2 separate regions of the Homo sapiens genome follow, and region 1 is linked to region 2. The links are chromatin loops, found by intact Hi-C in ENCODE. Cell type or tissue: breast epithelium. All regions are shown on one strand. Links, peaks and the distances in the headings refer to the core of each region. The heading gives the core; the rest is flanking DNA.

Region 1 (6,177 bases), core at 518-5,517, 71 kb before region 2:
TGGTGAGGCCTCAGGAAAATTTTACTCATGGCAGAAAGTAGAGGGGGAGCAGGTGTGTCACAGGGTGAGAAAGGAAACGAGAGAGGGAGATCTAGTCTCTTTTTTAACAATCAGATCGCACATGAACTCATTACCACTGGGAGGGTACCAAGCCATTCGTGAGGGATCCACCCCCGTGACCCAAACACCTCCCACCAGGCCCCACCTCCAACATGGGGGATCACATTTCAGCATGAGATTTGGAGGGGACAAACATCCAAACTGTATCACAGCCTGAGCTGAGTAAGACAGACCCCTAGAGGCTATTGTTAGAACCCATCTGTAAGAGTTTGGCTGATGGTTCCATTGTTCGAAGAAAGAGGCATTTTGTGATGAGGCCCTTTGTGATGAAACCCTTTGAGTTTCAGGGATTGAAAAGAAGTGTGATTCTTTGAGGATGGAAAGGCAGAAAGGGAAGGTGAGGAGAGCAGTTGAGAGTCTCTGACACAGAGGGATAGGGTAACTAGCTCCTTGGCACATAGGTGTGGCATGGGGCTGGAATCGCTGAGCATTGGGAGCTGTGACCTGGAAGCCTAAGCAGCCTCACTGGCTGGTCTTAGCTCTGTGGGAGTGCATGCTCCTCTCCAAGTTCTGAGGACCATGTTCAATAGTAACACCAAATAGCAGGGAGAAACAGTGATGAGGTGGACTAACTGGACACCAGACCTCAGCTTGGGACGGGGAAATCAGATGTTCCTGTCTGCCCTTTGAACTGTGTACATCTCTAGGGTTTTTTGTTTGTCTTAAAAACTATTCATAGGAAGGAGGAGACTCAGGAGCTAATCCAGAAGGCAGGGCCTGATCAGGGTACATTTGAGTAAAAATCAGTTGCTAAGTTTTGCCTCAGGAAATATTGGAGCAGTTGATTCCCCAGGGCAGCCAGGGTCTCCTGTTTCCTGGGTGGTGGAGGCCAGCTGAGGCAGATGGGAGCAGCCACTTCGGCCACATCCAGATTCTGTACAGTGGCTGGACAGCCACAGTCTTTGCAGAAAACTCAATACCTTTATTTCACTTGGTTTCAGAACTCTCAGACTTGGCATCTCAAGAACAAAAGAAAATTCTAGATGGAAACCTCATTTAAATTCTGAAGAGTAGTTATACTTGGAGGCACAGTGTTCAGCTGTTTGGAGATTTGTATATTTGGCACTTACAAACAGCAGCATCCGTGACAACAACAACAGGGACATATAGATCTAAAGGTTTAATGTTTAATAGTTTATGTTTTGTTGTTACACAGACTTACAAGGCAAAAACAAAAAACCCCCAACCAGGCCTGTTGTGCATGTTGCGATTGAGTGATGGATCTTTGTAAGCTACTAGGGAAGTTCTCCTGGAGTCTTAGAGGGAGGGGAATGAGATGGGCTAGGAAGAAACAATGGTAAATAAAGCCCCTGGCTCCAAATACCCTGACTATTTGGCCTGCCATCCAATTTGCTGAGGAATTAAGAGCAAGTGCCAAGGAGTAGGGATGGAGGATGTCTTTTTTTCTTACGATTTGCTAGTTGCTCTCTTCCTTTGGGCCCGGCACTGAGTTTCATTCACGTCTGACAAATGCTCACCAACCATGACCAAGTGTCCAGAGAAAGACCCAGGGGCCTCAGGTCTTGGACAATGCAGATGCTGTCTTTGTTTTCCCAGACCCTTCCTTCAGCTTCCCCTGAGTCTGGGGCAGGCTTTGTTTTCCCTCTTGCTCCAAGACTGTATTTCAGAGACCTTGTGAATCTGACCATCAACTCCAGAGGTCCCTCCACTTAGGGTATAATCTTACAGCTTTACCAGCTAAGGGGCTGATGGCTGTTCAGTGAGATCCCAGCCAGCCTTGGGAAAGAAGCCCTGCAGGTTCTAAGAACAAACGTTTTCTTTCTGCTTTGGTTGGCCCCTTGCCTTCACCAGGTGTCATCAATTTTACTGATTCTGTCTCTGAAGCCATTGCTTACTCTCCTTCCCCCTGCCTTCATCCAGGCCTCTCTCACTTCTCCCTTGTATAATTGTGACAGCATCATAGCTCCTCTCCTCTCTCTGCCTTCAGATTCCTTCTGTTCCAATCTGTTTTCTACATGGCTACTCAAGAAATTCTTCTAAAACACACATCAGTTTGTGTCATTTTCTTGCTCACCAACTTCCCTGGGTTCCCCATCACCCTCAGGATTTTTGGCTATCCACTCCTTCCCCCTGGACTGCCTCTCCCCTCCCTCCTTCCCAGAAGAGGATTCAACTTTTGTCACCTCCTTGAGAAGCCTTCCCAGACCCCTCTGGGTAGGAGTTAGCCGCTTTTAGTTATTTCCTTCTTTGTGCTTCCATTGCATAATAACGGAGATCCCTGAATACTTACTGAGCTCTCTCCATAGGCTGAGAGCTCTCCAGACACCTTGCAAGCATCGTCTCATTGATTCTCACAAGAGCCTTATGAAGTCTGCACTTTCCTTATTTCCATTACAGTTGAGGAAATGAGACAAGCTGCCTAAACATATGTGAGGTTGTGTGTCTAGATGGTTATGGAAGCCGCATTTGAATCTGAGTAGTTCAGCTCCTGAGCCCATGTCTCACTAAGGGTACACTATTCTGAACCTGTGTATCTCTGTGACAGCACTTACAACATTTTATTATTGTTTATTTACATCTCTTCCTTTCATTTGACTGAGCTGCTTGGGGGCAGAAATACTGTGTTTTTAATCACTAAGACTAGCCCATAATAAGTGCTCAATAAATTCCTGAAGGAGAAAGAAAAGAAGGAAGTGTTACCATGATTATATCAATAAGAACATAGAAATAATTCAGGAAAATGTTCAAATTCCCTAGGGTCAAGACCAGGCCTGTGTTACCTATGTTAAGGGAATAATTTAGTCTACAAAAACAGGTAAATAGTTTTGCTACAAGTAAAAAGCTGATGTTCCTAGAAAGTCTGGGCCAAAGATGGATCAGCCCAGAACATTTGTCTTAACAATGAAATAAGTAATCACAATCAGACACTTTTTTTTTTTCTTTTGAGACAGAGTCTCACTTTGTCACCCAGGCTGGGGTGCAGTGGCCCCATCTTGGCTCACTGCGCCCTACACTTTCCAGGTTCAAGCGATTCTCCTGCCTCTGCCTCCTGAGTAGCTGGGACTACGGGGACACACCACCGCCCCCTGCCGCCCCCCAGCTAATTTTTGTATTTTTAGTAGAGACAGAGTTTCACCATGTTAGCCAGGCTGGTCTCAAACTCCTGACCTCAAGTGATCTGCCCGCCTTGGCCTCCCAAAGTGCTGGGATTACAGGCATGAGCCACGGCACCCAGTCATCAGACACTTATTTTGTAAAGAATTATTGAATTCACCCATACATGGTCTGTGTGGATATAGTCTGGAATCCAGGTGAGAACTGATGGAGTATTTATGGAGAAATGGCTGATTATAGGACAAGGATTTCTAAATATTCTAGGGAACTGACTAATATTTCCAAAGATTTCCTATTCTCCAAGCACAGGAACCAGCTGGAGTGGAGCCAAGGCTCAGGCTTGGTCGGGGCAGAGCAACTCCTCTATTTCACTTGTTAGATGTCCTAAACCATTTTGTCCAATGTTATTGATGCAAATTGGTGGTTGTGATGGTTAATTTTATGTGTCAACCTGACGGGGCCTTGGGTGTCTAGACTTTTGGCTAAACGTTATTCTGGTGTATCTGAGAGGATGTTTTTTGATGGGACTAACATTTAAATTGATAGACAGACTGAGTAAAACAGATTGCTCTCTCTAATGGGGCTGGGCCTCATCCAATCAGTTGAAGACCTGAATAGAAAAAAAAGGCCAAGTAGGAGGAAGTTCCTTCTGCCTGACTGCTTGAGCTGGGACACTGGTCTTTTCTGCCTTTTGGCTCAGACTAAAACATTGGCTGTTTTTGGGTCTCAAGCCTGCTGGTTTTTGGACTAGAACTTTCACCATCTACTCTCTCGATTCTCAGGCCTTCAGACTCAAACTGGAACTATACTTTGACTCTCCTCAGTCTCCAGCTGCCTGACCACAGATCTCGGGACTTCTCAGCCCCCATAATCTTGTGAACCAATTCCTTATTTTATATATGTATACTGTCATGCTCTGCATAATGACATTTAGGTCAATGATAGATCACATATACAATGGTGGTCCCATAAGATTATACTACTTTAGCTTTTCTATGTTTAGATATGTTTAGATACACAAATACTTACCACTGTGTTACAACTGCTGTCAGTATTCAGTACAGTAACATGCAGTACAGGGTTTTTAGCCTAGGACCGATAGGCTCTATCATATAGCCTAGTTGTATATTTGACTGTATCGTGTAAATTTGTGTAAGTACACTTTATGTTGTTCCTGTAACTGAAATGCAGATCCAGTCATTCACTGCTTGCAGAGTCCAATTAACAAGAGTGAGGTCTGATATAAAGGAACTGCTTTATATTCTATTATAAAGACACATGCACATGTATGTTCATTGCAGCACTATTCACAATAGCAAAGACATGGAATCAGCCTAAATGCCTATCAGTGGTAGACTGAATAAAGAAATGTGGTACATATACACCATGGAATACTATATAGCCATAAAAAAGGAGTGAGGTCATGCCCTTTCCAGAGACATGGATAGAGCTAGAGGCCATTATCCTTAGCAAACTAATGCAGGAACAAAAAATCAAATACTATGTGTTCTCACTTGTAAGTGGAAGCTAAATGATGAGAACACATGGACACACAGAGGGGAACAACACACACTGGGGCTTATTGGAGAGTGGGGGTGGGAGGAGGGAGAAGATCAGAAAGAATAGCTAGTGAATGCTGGGCTTAATACTGGGGTAATAAAATAATCTGTACAACAAACTCCCATGACACAAATTTACCTGTATAACAAACCTGCGCATGTACCCCTGAAATTAAACTAAAAGTTAAAAAAAATTCTTCCAATCTATGAACATGAGATGTCTTCCCATTTATTTGTGTCTTTTAAATTTCCTCCATCGATCTTTTATAATTTTCAATGTACAAATTTTTCATCTCTTTCGCTAAGTTAATTACTAAGTGGTTTCTTTTCGTTGCTAATATAAATGAGATTGTTGTTGGTGTATAAAATCACCATTGATTTTTGCATCTTGATTTTGTATCCTGTAACGTTAATAAATTTGTTTATTAGTTCTAAAAAAAGTGATATATTATATTTCAAAGCTAGCTTAGGGGAAGAAGTACAGGCTTCTTGTCTTAAGGGTAGCAGGTGCAGAAAGTAGGAATTATTTTAAAAGGGGGCTTGGCATGAATGGCATGCAGGGGAGAAAGCAATTGGATGGAGGTCCACATAATTCGCTTCAGTGCCTTATCTACTGGGCCATTGAGCTGGCGCCTTCATGGGCAGAACTAGGTTTTAAAAGTGTCTGAAACTCTCCAGGTGGGAGAGAATTTTGTAGTGGGCATACTTAGGCTTGTAAATTGAGTGTTGCTCTCGAGGCAATCTTCAGCCGGGAGAGAGTTCCACTCTGGAGCCCCTAAGCATATAGTTAGATGAACTTGCCCTGTAGGGAATGTCTGGTGATGGGGAGGTCTAAGTAGGAAGTGAGGAACAGGGGAAAAGGAGAAAGGAGAAAAGAAAAGAAAAAAATCATTCTGTTTTTCTTAGACGAATGGGAGTACTTGGTTACATTCCTACAATGACAAAGCTGCCTTCATGACTCATTTCTCAGAAAACAGTGCTGTAGTTAAGCGATGCATGACTCTATCTGTCTATCTATCTGTCTGTCTATCTATCTATCTATCTATCTGTCTATCTATCTATCTATCTACCTATCATCTATCTATCTATCTAATCTCCTATTGGTTCTATTTCACTGGAGAGCCCTGCCTAATACAGTTGTTTTAATTATTCCTCATTTCCAATGTACTTTCCTCCTTGACTTTCATTATGGGTGGAGCAGGCTCTGTTTGATTCTAAAATTATATGAGGAAAATATAAAGAGATAACCACAAAATTGCTAATTTTTTTGGTGGAGGGAATCTGTTATGTGGATAAAGGATTAGTCTTAATACTATATTCAAGTTAAGTTATTAATTCACTGAATTTTTATGGAGCACCTACTGTGTGGTAGGACTATTCCAAAGAAGCAATGATTTCTGCCCTTGTGTATGTATGTTTTATT
Region 2 (6,177 bases), core at 765-5,764:
AATTTAAAATTTTTGAGTAGCCACGTTAAAAAAGTAAAAGAGTTATATTCATACTGTTCTGTAAAAATAAATACATAAAAGGAAAATAAAACAGGTGAAATTAACTTTAGAAATATATTCCATTTAACTCAATATAGCGAACATGTCATCTCAGCATGCAATTAATATAAAAAAAATTGGATATTCTTTTTTTTTTCCCATATTAAGTCTTTGAGATCTGCATGTGCTTTCTCCCCACAGCACATCTCAGCTGAGGCTAGGCACATTTCAAGTGGTCAATGGTGAAGCAATGAATAGCTGAGCTCTAGAGCCTGTGTGCCCTACCTGCCCATCCATCACACAGTGCCTGTTCCCCACCCGTAGGAACAGCTCCGATGATTCAGTCCCCTCCTCACACATCTCGCCAAGTCTCCTTCCTACTTCCCAACAGAAGCCCGTGCCCTCAGCCCCTCTCTCTTCACCTTAACATCTCCTTCCAGATTCCAGGCTGTAGCTCACATGGCTGACTCCACCTATAATATCCCACCCTGAGCTACAAGACATGGGAGCATTAACAACGAAAGCAAAGGAAACAATTCCAACTAGATGGATGAATGGTAAATGCAAGTTTTTTAAAAAACCACAAAATTAAAAGCCAGCTGGGAATGGGAATCACAAATGTGGTAGAGAAGCAGTTAGTGGTCTCAGTCTTTAAAGGGTTTCTACTTTGACAAGAAAAACACTAAAATATCAACGTAGGAAACTGGGTAGGGACATGAACAGACAGTTCACAGATAAGGGAATAAAAATGGCTCACAACATGTGGGTAAATGATCAGCTTTACCAGTGATCACAGAAAGGCAAATAATGACAATAATATACTATTTCCCCTACTGCATCGTGCAAAATTAAGACTAGGACACTACTCAAGGCTGGTAAGGGTGCAGGGAGAAAAGCACAGAGCCCACGCTGTTGATAGGAGTGCATTCCGGAAAGCCTTAAAATATTCATACACTTTACCCAGTAATTCCTCTTCCAGGAATCTTCTAAAGAAATAATCAGAAATGCAGACAAAGACATATGAGCACAGATGTTAATCACACTGTTATTCATTATTGCCAAAGCAACCTACATGCCCAGTACCGTAGAGATGGTATATGATTTACAGATTACCCAAACAATGAAAATCAGGCACCTACTTAAAAACGATGTTGATTAAGATGTTTAATGATATGGAAAAAAATCTATATAAACTTAAAATTATATATTCAATATAATCTCAACTTCATAAACTTTGCAAGAAAAAATGGCTATCTGGTAATTAAAAAGTGTTGGTTGGTTAACTTTGGTTGGTGTGACTTTAGGTGATGGTTATTGTCTTCTTTATACATTTTTAAAGTAAAATGTACATATCAAAACACACACACCTTAACTGTACAATTTTGACAAGTGAATACACCCATGTATCTTATGTCCCTATCATAATATAGACATCTCCATCTGCCCGAAAGTTCCCTTGTGACCTGCTGAATCCCCACCTTCCCTGCAAGGGAAACTCATCATTTCCTTAGATGAGTGTGCTTATTCTAGAACCTCATAGCAATGGACTCATTAAGTATGTATGCTTTGTGTGTATGGCTTGCTCAGCGTTATGTCTATGACTTTTAGATTTTAATTTTCTAAATTTTTCATGTTGTACCTGCCCGACGCCAGGAATTTTTTTTTTTTTTTTTTTTTTTTGAGTTGGAGTCTCGCTCTGTCACCCAAACTGGAATGCAGTGGCACGATCTTGGCTCACTGCAAGCTCCGCCTCCCGGGTTCACGCCATTCTCCTGTCTCAGCCTCCCGAGTAGCTGGGACTACAGGTGCCCGCCACCACGCCCGGCTAATTTTTTGTATTTTTTAAAGTAGAGATGGGGTTTCATCATGTTAGCCAGGATAGTCTCGATCTTCTGACCTCGTGATCTGCCCGCCTCAGCCTCCCAAAGTGCTGGGATTACAGGCGTGAGCCACCGCACCTGGCCTTCCCTTTTTTTTTAGATGTAGTCTTGCTCTGTTGCCCAGGCTAGAGTGCAGTGGCATGATCTTGGCTCACTGCAACCTCCACCTCCTGGGTTCAAGCGATTCTCCTGTCTCAGCCTTCCAAGTAGTTGGGACTACAGGTGCCCGCAACCACGCCCGGCTAATTTTCATATTTTTAGTAGAGACGGGGTTTTGCTATGTTGGCCAGGCTGGCTTCGAACACCTGACTTAAGGTGATCCACCCACCTTGGCCTCCCAAAGTGCTGGGATTACACGAGTGAGCCACCGCACCCGGCCAAGAATTTTTAAAAAGGTTATTTCCTAAAAACAGGAAGCTCATTCTTGGATAGCCCACAACTAATCTATGATTACTCCTTTGAAGCTGCCTCCTTCAAGCCCTCTGCTCCACCGTCCTACTGCGCCGAGCTTCTGTGCGCTGGGAGGCTGGGCTCCTAATCCCGACACATACTGTCTTCTCCTTGTAAGTGCGGTGGTTGGGGAAGTGGCTGTGCTGTGGCACCCTGGAAACCCTGCCCATATCCGCATGCGCCGAGACTTGACCCACAGCAGATCTCAGTCTTGGCAGAATGCCTGCCTGTGGCTCTCCTTGAACACAACAGCACGGGACAATTGCAAAGAGCTGCTACAAGGGCATTTCTCACTCGTTTCCTTACATATACCAAGGAGGCCGTCCTGAGACAGCTGCTCGTCTCCTTGGGTTCTGATGAGATATGAGGCCTTTTGCCTCACCCCTCAAGATGCTGCTGCAGGCCATAAAGCTGCTTAGCTGCAGAGGGCGTTGGCTCCTCTACAATAGGCATCCTGTCATTGGTGCTTCTGACATGTGGCCCCTTTTACTCTGGTGTCACCCTGCACAAGGGCCGCAGGGACCTTGCACTTTTGGCTCCTCCTCCTCTCACTCCACACAGGTGGTGAATGGAGTCTGAAAAGGCTTAGCTGTTTCTTTACCAGCTGAATCCTCTGTCAGGCTTGGCCTTGCCTTGTGCTTGGCAGTTGCCAAGTACACGTCTTTGCTGGTTCCCTAGGGCTGCTGAAACAAAGTGCCATAAAGTGGGTGGCTTTCACAATAGACGTCTACTGTCTCACAGTTCTGGAGGCTAGAAGTCTGAGAACAAGGTGCCAGCAGGGTTGCTTCCTTCTAAGGGCTCTGACGGAAGGATCCACGCCAGGCCTCTCTGCCTGGAGTGTGGGTGGCTGTCTTCTCTGTCTCTTCACATAGAGTCCCTGAGTGTGCCTTGGCATGGAAATTACCCCTTTGTATAGGACACCAGTCATACTGGATTAGGGCCTGCCCTTGCGACCTCATCTTAACTAATTCCATCTGCAATGACCCTATTTCCAGACAAGGTCACATGCTGAGGTACTGGGGGTTAGACTTCACATAAAAATTTAGGGAAAATACAGTTCAACCATAGCAACATCTTTGTCCCCAACTAGACTATAAGCTCCTGGGTCAAGAGAGCCTCAGTAAGTGCTGGACAAGTGGGTTCGGTAACAAAGAGAAGGAAGGGAACTGAATAAGGTCTTGTCAGGAGACACCTGTGGAGGGCCTGGCGTGGTCTTACCCCAGCAATAGTCCCTCAGCCTTGTCATGACCCGGAACTGGCAGGGCTCAAAAAGACAGATAAAGGATGTAAGGAAGACTCCTAGCTTAGTGATTCACAATGGGGACATCCATTTTAGGAACAGGACAGCTCTTTTCTCCCAGCCATGGCATTTATTACCTTCTCTGGGGGTGGTCTCCTGGGAAGCCACACTGGTCACGCTGGCTGAGAGCCTCAGGCGGGGGGCCAAGGTGGGGCCCCTGAGGACAGTTCACCCAGGTTCTGGGGGAACCTGAGGAGGAAACAGAGATGATATCATCCACCTCCAACATTATAGGTAAGGAAGCGGAGGCAAGAGACTGAGTGAGTTGTCTCCTTTTGGTGACAGGGTGACAACCCTGTGAGTGACAGAGCTGGGACAAAATCTCAGGTGTCCTGACCTCCTGTTGAGTGCTTTTACCATGCCGAGCTCTTCAGCCAGCAGTTCATCTTCCCTCAGACTCGCTGTCCTCAGCATAATGGAGCGCATGCCTTCATGCCCCTCCCACACCACGCGGGGCCTTGAAGCCGTGGACGCACGTCCCAGAGGAGGAGGGCAGGCTGCAGGAGCTGGTCAGAGAGGAATCTCCCAAACACCTTGCTCTGCAATGGACTCTGCTTGCCCCAGAAGTGGGAGGATTCCCAAACATGTCTATATCCAGGCATAGAATTTACTGTGGTCCTTGCACACCTAGTGCCAGCTTTCGATGGAGAGACCAAGAGGCCAAGACTACTTTCCGCACTCAGCACTGCCCCCTATGCTTTGTTCATGATAAAAAAAAAATCCATGTACAGAGGCTCCTTGACTTATAATGGGGTTTCATCCTGATAAACCCATTGTAAGTTGAAAATATCCTCAGAAACATACATTTAATATATGGAACTTACTGAACATCAAGCTTAGCCTAGCCTACCTTAAATGGGCTCAGAACACTGACATCAGACTACAGGTGGGCAAAATCATCTAACACAAAGCCTATTTTATAATAAAGCGTTGAAAATCTCAAGTAATGTATTGAATAGTATACCAAAAGTCACAAACAGGATGGTCGTATGGGTACTTGAAGTATAGTTTCTACTGAATGCCTCTTGCCATAGTAAAGCTGAAAAATTGTAAGCAGCACCATCACAAGTTGGGGACCATCCATACCTGCGTATAGAGCATAAGCTGCTTTGAGAGCCTTTTCCTTTGCCTTTGTATCTGATTCCTCTCTTCCAGTTCCTGGGTTGTATAGATGCTCAGTAAGAACATAGTTAGACAAACGCACCAATAAACTTATGGGAGAAGTTCCTACCTGCCATGATGATTAGGTGGGGAGGGGAGGGGTCAGAATTGATGAATTCATTTCTTTTCTCCTCTACCAAAGTCTGCTCCTGAGTTTGCTTTTGGAATGCCTTTTCCTCTCTCCTGCCCTGCCCTCCCTTCCATTTGGCTCCCAGACAGCAGGCCTTGAAAGGGGGCTGTTCTTTAGGGAAAACTTTTCATTAATTCCACATATATTCCCAGAATTGTCAGGTTTTTTCCAAAGTCTCTATTTAGAAATATCATAGGTTTACTCTTTTTTAAAACAATAAATTATCACTCCAAACCAGCCCATAAAAAGAAACAGGGGGAGGGAAGGTGAAAAAATGAAACCCAACCACGTCTTCAATGGGAAAGACGTTCCCATTGAAAATCTTACTGGGACACCCAGTTTTTCTTACTGGAATGGTGAGGCTGACATGATCGAAAACTGTGCCATTTGGAAGAGTTCACTAGTGCATTTGGGAATTTTCCAAGGGAAATTTCAGGGAATCAGAGACTTCTGAGAAATGCGTGATTCATAGTGAAGGGATCCACTGTTTCCTCACTGAAGGCTGATTCTTTAATGTCGTGACATAATCTCCAAATCATACCTTAGTCTGATACCTTTCAAGATCTAGCAAATATCAACAGGCCACTGTCTTGGGTGCTCAGTGATGCATAAAGAGAGGCTCTGACCCTTTAAGGAACATGCATGCCTATTCAAGACTGCTCTCAGCGTGTGTCTCTATTGTACTCTCTCTCTTTCTCTCTCTCTCTCTCTCTTTTTTTTTTTTTAACAGAATCTGAACACAGAGTTGAAATAAACCACAGGGATTATCTGGACCCATCCATCTGTGATGTTATTTCAGATGCTGCCTCTCCTTGAGGTCTTTCCTAACTCAGCAGCCAAACTAATTACTGCTTGCTCTGAGCTCCCATGCACCTTGCATAGAGTCTGTTACAGCTTTTCCCAGAGTGCGTTATAATTATTTGTTTGCATGTCTGTCTCCTGGGCTCCTGGGAACCAACATCATGTCTTACTTAGGCTTACATTCCACGCTAGCTCCTAGCAGAGTTTTTGGCAAATAGTAGTTGCTCAATTGATGTCTGTTAAATGAGTTAAAAAGGACTCACTTTCTGCAGACAGTAAAGCTGGGGTCTCAGAGGATTAAGGTGCTTTGGGTAAGATAAAGATTGTATCACTGCTTACATTCATCTGCTGTTAATTATGAAAGAGAATGAACTAATAGGGCAGCATATTGTCTCCGTTTCCTGTATTTACTATTT

What was found. A loop is a pair of places that touch in the nucleus more often than their neighbours do. Peaks named below come from ENCODE experiments on the same cell type or tissue, not always from the same donor. Only the 100,000 strongest peaks of a DNase experiment are listed, where the experiment ranks them.
Region 1: a loop joins it to region 2, with 19 times the contacts of the local background. A loop is called at or near these places in 1 of 110 quality-filtered maps.

Annotation. Positions count from the first base shown.
Region 1 is chr15:58,378,094-58,384,270 of GRCh38, reverse strand. No RefSeq gene overlaps it. Among named protein-coding and RNA genes, the nearest start is that of LIPC, 51 kb to the left of the region's middle. In breast epithelium, for the core only: no CTCF peak of the experiment used is centred there; no DNase peak of the experiment used is centred there.
Region 2 is chr15:58,307,111-58,313,287 of GRCh38, reverse strand. No RefSeq gene overlaps it. Among named protein-coding and RNA genes, the nearest start is that of LIPC, 120 kb to the left of the region's middle. In breast epithelium, for the core only: no CTCF peak of the experiment used is centred there; DNase peaks (open chromatin) are centred at 2,567 and 3,107; H3K27ac peaks cover 1,997 bases.